2 separate regions of the Homo sapiens genome follow, and region 2 is linked to region 1. A link is a contact called in ENCODE Hi-C or POLR2A ChIA-PET data. All regions are on one chromosome and are shown on one strand. The core of a region is the stretch at or near the end of the contact, and the rest is flanking DNA. Distances in the headings are between cores, read along the strand shown.

Region 1 (3,737 bases), core at 637-3,136:
CCAAGTGGGTCTTCCTGCTATTCTCTTCACTTAGTTGCCCCTCACTTGCCATCTGAGCAATTGGCAAGGATGTGCCAGGCCTAGGTTAAACTTGGAAACATGCTTGACCATTCTATTCCCTGGTCCTTTAAGATCAGTTTGGCTGCAATTTTGGCTCCTTGGACCCTCAAGCATAGCTGGTAAATCAAGTTAGAGATGTAACTGCCTTAAAACATGCCAGCTTAGGCTGGGCACGGTGGCTCACACCTGTAATCTCAACACTTCAGGAGGCTGAGGCAGGCAGATCACTTGAGGTCAGGAGTTCGAGACCAGCCTGACCAACATGGAGAAATTCTGTCCCTACTGAAAATACAAAATTAGCCGGATGTGGTGGTGCATGCCTGTAATCCCAGCTACTTGGGAGGCTGAGGCAAGAGAATTGCTTGAACCCAGGGAGGCAGAGGTTGCAGTGAGCCGAGATCACACCATTGCACTCCACCTTGGGCAACAAAAGCAAAACTCTGTCTCAAAAAAAAAAAAAAAAAAAGTGCCAGCGTATGAGGTAATTAGATTGGTTCTCTCCAGAGGTAACCTGCCAAGAAGAGATGCTATAGATGTTACTCCTATACTGTAAAACATTGTGAAATCAGATTACTTTAAAATGATGTATTACAAAGTTATGCAAAAAAGCAGTTGTGACTATGGAAGCCCAAGGCTTATATCCCAGCTCTGTCTTACACTAAATATGGGTACAGTGTTTCCACTCTGTCCATAAAATGGGAGCTAATATTCTCCAACCTGTGTGCCTGACATGATGGTTAAAGGGATTAAACAAAACAATAGTTTGTAATTTATTCTGTCAGAGCAAACTGCTGGTAAATAAAAGGGACTAAGTTGACGAAAAATAAATTTTAAAAAACCTAATAAAACAAGTTTGTAATTTATAATTGTATACAAATAAAAGATGTTACAAAAATTGCGCACTTATATGTATGTACCATGACATAACTAATTCGTTGAACAAGTTGTGAGACAATCCTTTCTGAGAAAAGGTAGACCTGTTACATCGTCTGTGGGTTAGGGTCATGTCAGCACGTACCAGGTACATTCTAGCTTTTGTAGAGAAAGTAAAATCTAGTGTTGAGTATGTAGGCACTGAGCCAGGTGGCCTGCTTAACATAAAAGGACTGATTTCAGGGTGGCTGTGGGAGCCTTTCTAATGCTCTAATTCTCTAGCCCCTTGCCTGATCCAGCTGATTCCAAGAGCCAAGATTTTAGTCTTTCTTGGTTGGCTTTTTTAAATGCTTTGGGCTTTCCTTTAATGTATCTTCAAAATCATTCTGGGGCCAAGTTACATCATAAAACATTTTATTACATATAAGGACTGAAACAGGATTTTTCTTAACTGTAACATGGTCCACAAATGTAAATGCAAAACCCCCATGGTGGTTGCAGGAGCAAGTCTAGTTGAGACAGGTCAGGACGAAAGCATAAAAGATGAGTAACTGAATGGCATCCCGGGTCCTGTAGCCACGCCCTCCAGATCGCCGCCGCAAAGGACCTGGAACCTCAGGGGCCCACTGTATGCCATGAAGAAGGCGCAGTCGCTGCCTCAACCAAGCCAGGCTCCGCCGGGGCCGTTCCTATCCTGAGGGTCGGAGGGGGAAGGGACTCAGCCAAAGCCGCGGCCTCCCAGGGCTTGGGCCTCCGCGGCAGCCGGGACGCTGTGGGTTCGCCGTGGATCGCCGCGATGTGGCGTTTCTCCAGGCCCGGGAGTTCCTGGCCCTGCTGGACCAGCTGCAGGAGCTGCGCCAGGGTAACCGAAGCTGAGGCAGAGGCCGGGGCCGAGCATTGGGGACTGCGGGGACGCTCCATGTCGGGTCGCGAATCCTGACCGGCGTGTAATGCAGAGAAGCGAGCACTTCCGGGCCGAATGGGTGCAACCACCATGGGGGAGGTGGGGAAAGGAAAGGGAGGCTGTAGACCGTACCAAGCCGGCCCAGAACTGGGGGAGCACTTGACAACTCTGACCAGCTCCCTGCAGAAACGCTTTAGAAGCGTCCACGATTTAGCCAAACCCAGAGTGCCCAACGGACGCGCCAAAGAAGAAAAACGGACGGACGTGCCAAAACTTGAAGGCTAGCACAGGACAGAACAAGCCTGCGGACGCGCCGCTGCGGGCAAAAAGACCCATACATACATAAGCACCGCGCACATGCCCATTTTCATGCACACCCCCGGGCGCGCGTACAAGGATTCAGATACAACGCATGGCGGGGGATAATCCCCATACTAGGCTCCGCAGCACGGGACAAAGCATAACTGTAGAGTTGTTCCCAGAGGCCTCAGGAGTGACACCGCCACCAAGCCACGCTACTCTCTTAGTTGTTATTATTGTTTTGTGTTGTTTTAGACGGAGTCTCACTCTGTTGCCCAGGCCGGAGTGCAGCGATGCGATCTCAGCGCACTGCAACCTCCGCCTCCTGGTTCAAGCGATCCACAGGGTCCCTAGTGCCTCAGCCTCCCTAGTAGCTGGTGTATGCCACCAAGCCCAGCTAATTTTTGTATTTTTAGTAGAAACAGGGTTTCACCATGTTGGCTAGGCTAGTCTCGAACTCCTGACCTTAAGTGATGCACCCGCCTCAGCTTTCCAAAGTGCGGGGATTACAGGTGTGAGCCACCGCACCCAGCCAGAGCCTCACCACTTTCTTCACACTTCCTGCCATCCTTCAATTCTTGGTGGTCCCAGAGAAGATCGAAGGTGAAAGCAGGTCAGATGTGCTACAGCTGCTCTGACTGCTCGGAAAGTCAGGTTTTTAAATTATCAAAAGTGGCCGGGCACGGTGGCTCACACTTGTAATCCCAGCACTTTGGGAGGTGGAGGCAGGTGGATCTCAAGGTCAGGAGTTTGAGACCAGCCTGACCAACATGGGGCAACCCCCGTCTCTACTAAAAATACAAAAATTAGCTGGGTGTGGTGGCATGCACCTGTAATCCCAGCTACTCAGGAGGCTGAGGCAGGAGAATCGCTTGAACCTGGGAGGCAGAAGTTGCAGTGAGCTGAGATTGCAGCACTGCACTCTACCCTCGGTGACACAGCAAAACTCTGTCTCAAAAAAAAAAAAAAAAAGTATCAAAAGCTAGACTGATCTGGTGAACATCACCTTAATCAAAGAATCAAAGCTTAATGGCCAGGCGTGGTGGCTCACACCTGTAATCCCAGCACTTTGGGAGGCTGAGGTGGGCAGGTCACCTGAGATCAGGAGTTTGAGACCAGCCTGGCCAACATGGCGAAACCCCATCTCTACTAAAAATACAAAAAAATTAGCCAGGCATAGTGGTGCGCACCTGTAATCCCACCTACTTGGGAGGCTGAGGCAGAAGAATTGCTTGAACCTAGGAGGCAGGGAGGTTGCAGTGAGATGAGATCACACCACTGCACTCCAGCCTGGGCAACAGAGTGAGACTCAGTCTCAAAAAAAAAAAAAAAAAAAAAGCTTAATAGGACAAACTGGCCTTGTGTGCCTTCTGATGTGATGCACTGGGAAGGACACACACACGGGGAGTACATTTCTGTAGTAGTCCTCCCCAAAATGCCCAAAAAATGTTCACTCACCACCTAGTCTTGAGGAAATAGAGATCAAAGTGAGAGAGATTCTGCAAAATGATTGGTCTGGACACTTTACAGATGTCGTTGTTATAAAACATTAAGAAAAAGCTAAGAACTACCCCAGATTAAAGGAGACATAAAAAATAAA
Region 2 (3,559 bases), core at 5-2,504, 590 kb after region 1:
GCTACACAGGAAACTGAGGTGGGAGAATCACTTGAACCCGGGAGGCGGAGGTTGCAGTGAGCCGAGATCGCACCACTACACTCCAGCCTGGGCAACAGAGTGAGACCCTGTCTCAAAAATTAATTAATTAATTAAACAAACAGAATAAAAAAAATCTATTGAATACCTACTATGCCAGGCATTGTTTTAGACACTGGGGATACTGTGATGAGCAAGAAAACATCCCAGACCTCTGGAGTTTGCTTTGTAGTGGGGAGATGATCAATAAACAATAAATATTTAATATAATGTCAGATAATGATAAGTACTATGAATGAAAACATTAAAGCAGGGTAAAGGAGAATAGGGATGCTGATTTAGATTGAGTGGCCAAGGAAGGCTTCTCTAAAGTGATGACACTTGAGCAAAGACACAAATGAGAGTCAATATTTGGAGGAAGAACATTCCAGGTATGGGGAATAGCAAATTTAGAGACCCTGAGGCAGAAATATGCTTAATGCATTGGAGGAAAACATGCCATTTATTCATTAGGCAATTATTGTGTGCCAAGCACCTGCTAGGGAGTATGAAGATGCAATCAAACATAGTTTTTGCCCTGAAGAAGCAGCAGGGCAAAAGTGGTATAACATGTAAATAAATAATTACACTGCACGGGACAGCTACAGTAAAGCTATGTACAAGTTGCTAGTGATGCCCAGCAAAAGGAGCACTAAAGGGAAATCTTTCTGGGGGAGGTGACATTTTAGCTGATGGTTTGAAGGAATAGGAGGAATTGATGATGCAAAGGAGGAGGAGAGAGATTAGACATCTTAAGGCCCGATGTCCTGAAAACAAAGGACAATTTGGGAACCTGAAGTTCCCAGGAGAGGCAAAAAATGAGGCTGATGAAGGTGGAAGAGCCTGGATCATGCGGATCTTTGAATGCCAAACTGAAAAGCTGGTTTTATTCTCTGGATGACGGGGAACCAGTAGCACGATTCTCTCTCCCACTGTATCTTTGAGATGTGTTCCCCTATTCTTTTTTTTTTTTTTTTTCTTTCAGTACTGGATTCTTTCCCCGCTTCCCGCTATTGCCCTGCTCCTGACACCTCCTTCCTTCTGTGGCCAGTCCTCCAATCCCTGCTTTCAGGAGAGCCCCATTTTTCACCATCACCTACCTAGTGTCCCACCTCCCCAACCCGAGGCCCCGCCCCCATGGCCCCGCCTCAGATGACGCGACACGCCAAGTGCGTGGGGATTCCCGCGGCCCTGGCCACTACCCGGCCTGCCCCGCGGCAAGATGGCGGCCTGAACGCAGCTGGCAGCGGCGGAAAGTTTGTTGTGGGGTTGGAGTAGTCGGGCGGGGAAGCCAGAGTTGGGGAGGATTGCGGGGGCCCTAGCCTGTAGTAGGGGCGAAGGGGGTACTGGCTCCAGGGTTGAAAAGAGGAGATGGAATGGAGTAAGGTCCGAGGCGGAGAGGAAAAAAAGGAGCTGGGGCGGACCGGGGCCCTAGGGTCCAGTGGCAGCCCTAGGGGAGGGGGATTTGGGGGCGGGGCAGCCAGAAGTAGGTGTTGTGCAGGCCCTGGAGAAGCAGAGTCACAAGTTGGAGGAAAATTTCTTAGCCGCGAATAAAGAAGCCTGGAGCGTGGGATAGAGGCCCGACTGTATCTGGCCGGCCAGAGGGGAAAGGGATCTTTCTAGTAGAGTGGGATAGTGAGGAAGAGAGATCTGGAGGATGCCGGGCAGATCTGCTAAGGAGGGAACTAAAGCCAGTCAAATGACCCTCTTCTAGGCTTAGATCAGCCTTTCCACAGCTGTTAGCAGCATCTGCCCCAATTTCAGCTGAAGATTCAGGTGCCCCAGGGACTGGAAGAAATTACAGTGCCTACTTGGAAAGAAGAAGAGATAGCGACTTGCCCCAGTCCAACCCCAGAGCGGGTAAGGTGGCTTCCAGTGACAGGTTTCTGGCTGGCATGCTCCCTGGGAGGAGGATGCATGGGCTTAGAGTGATGCCAAGAAACATTTGGTCTGAAAAGGGCTCACTTTTATAGAGTTTGTCCTTTGTCTGAGGTCCTTAAGTTAGTGTTTGGCGTAGATTGCAGGCTGACTTTTGAGAGTTGGTGTAGAATTAAGCCTTGTGTGCCTTCACCTATGCAAGTAAACCTGGACAGAGGCCTAGAGACCAGGCCGAAGGATGTTAACACATCCCTGTCACAAGCAGTTTCCTACATGCTCATTGTTTCTGCTTCAATATCCCCATCACTTCTTCACTTTGGCGTCCTGCCTGGAAGTGGAGATTTGTGGGTGACAGATGGTGGGGAGTCACGAGAAAACAAATTCTGATCGTGTTCACTGACCATTTAGGTACCTGCTGTCACTGACTCCTGAATTCATTCTCGCTGTGTGTCTACTTTTGCTTTTTTGGTAAGAAGGGCTCATTAGTGTTCCTCTGGGGATGTGGATTTTGGTGGGGGTATCAGAGGTGAGGGAAAGGCAGGTTGGGATTAGAGAGAAAAAATGTAGATCAGTTTCTGGTAAGAGATCAAGTGGACTGATGTAAAGCTCTGGGAATGTTTAGCACCGCACTGCCTATCCTTGAGACCCCTAATATTTGAGAGCTACTTTACAGTTGGACAAGTGTGGTGATGCAAAGAAAGGATCATGGAACTTGCTCTTTTCTTTTCTGGTAGTTTTTTTCTCTCCTTTGTAATCTTCCCATCAAACCACTTTTGAAAAATATCAGTCTCAGTAGCCAAACTAAGCATGGCCTGAGAGGTAGTGGATTTGGTGTTGGAGAGAAAGGAAAGGGACTGGAGCCAGAGAACACAGTGAATGTGGCCTTCACTTCCTTTGGTGAGTGTTTTGCCCTAGCCAGAGTTGGGAGTAGCCTTCTTATTGAAGCCTGCTTCAGGATCAGCATCGCTTCATGGTGGACTAGGATGGTTTGATCTAGAACTCTTCATTTACTGTCTGCTCTGTACCTGTCCCCCCAATCAAAGGCTTACTCCAAACAGAACAACCCAAGTCACTGTTACTAGGTCAGCTTCAGTACCTTTAGGTATTTGAAGAACTGATGATATGTAGCTGTGACTCTGTTTCTGAAGGTTGAGAACCTCCTTTTTCTGAGGACAATTCGTGCCCCCTTTCAAATTGTAATTGTAATCACCCAAGGGTAGTGTGGTGAACACACATAACAGTTAATAGCACTGACTCTGAGCCCGGCCTAGTGGCACATACCTGTAGTCCCAGCTACTTGGGATACTGAGATGGGAGGAGCACTTGAGGCCAGGAGTTTGAGGCTGCAATGCACTATGATGGCACCTGTGAATACCCATTGTACTCCAGCCTGGGCAGCGTAGGAGATGCAGTCTCCAAGAAACAACAAAAAAAGCACTGGCAGGGTGCAGTGGCTCACTCCTGTAATTCTAGCATTTTGGGAGGCCGAGGCAGGCGGATCACGAGGTCAAGAGATCGAGACCATCCTGGCCAACAAGGTGAAACCCCATCTCTACTAAAAATACAAAAATCGGCTGGGCGTGGTGGCATGCGCCTGTAGTCCCAGCTACTCAGGAGGCTGAGG

What was found. Hi-C counts contacts between places; a loop is a spot of excess contacts on that map. ChIA-PET counts read pairs that join two places held with the same protein, here RNA polymerase II (POLR2A). Pooled maps may share reads with other maps.
Region 2: a pooled map shows a loop between it and region 1 (13-fold over the local background). The contact joins the promoter of TJAP1 here to the promoter of PEX39 in region 1. A Hi-C loop is called at or near these places in 7 of 50 pooled maps. POLR2A ChIA-PET finds 5 or more read pairs at or near these places in 2 of 52 experiments (Panc1 and activated T-cell).

The regions. Positions count from the first base shown.
Region 1 is chr6:42,888,935-42,892,671 of GRCh38, forward strand. PEX39 (peroxisomal biogenesis factor 39) reads right to left here and starts at 1,887. Exons shown (of 1, transcript NM_001008739.2): 1 at 1,331-1,887. The coding sequence starts at 1,854. The coding sequence ends at 1,549. RPL7L1 (ribosomal protein L7 like 1) reads left to right here. Exons shown (of 6, transcript NM_001366481.3): 6 at 1-966. RefSeq lists enhancers at 1,379-2,228, 2,289-2,338.
Region 2 is chr6:43,476,316-43,479,874 of GRCh38, forward strand. TJAP1 (tight junction associated protein 1) reads left to right here and starts at 1,255. Exons shown (of 11, transcript NM_001350562.2): 1 at 1,255-1,313; 2 at 1,772-1,917. RefSeq lists an enhancer at 1,605-2,398.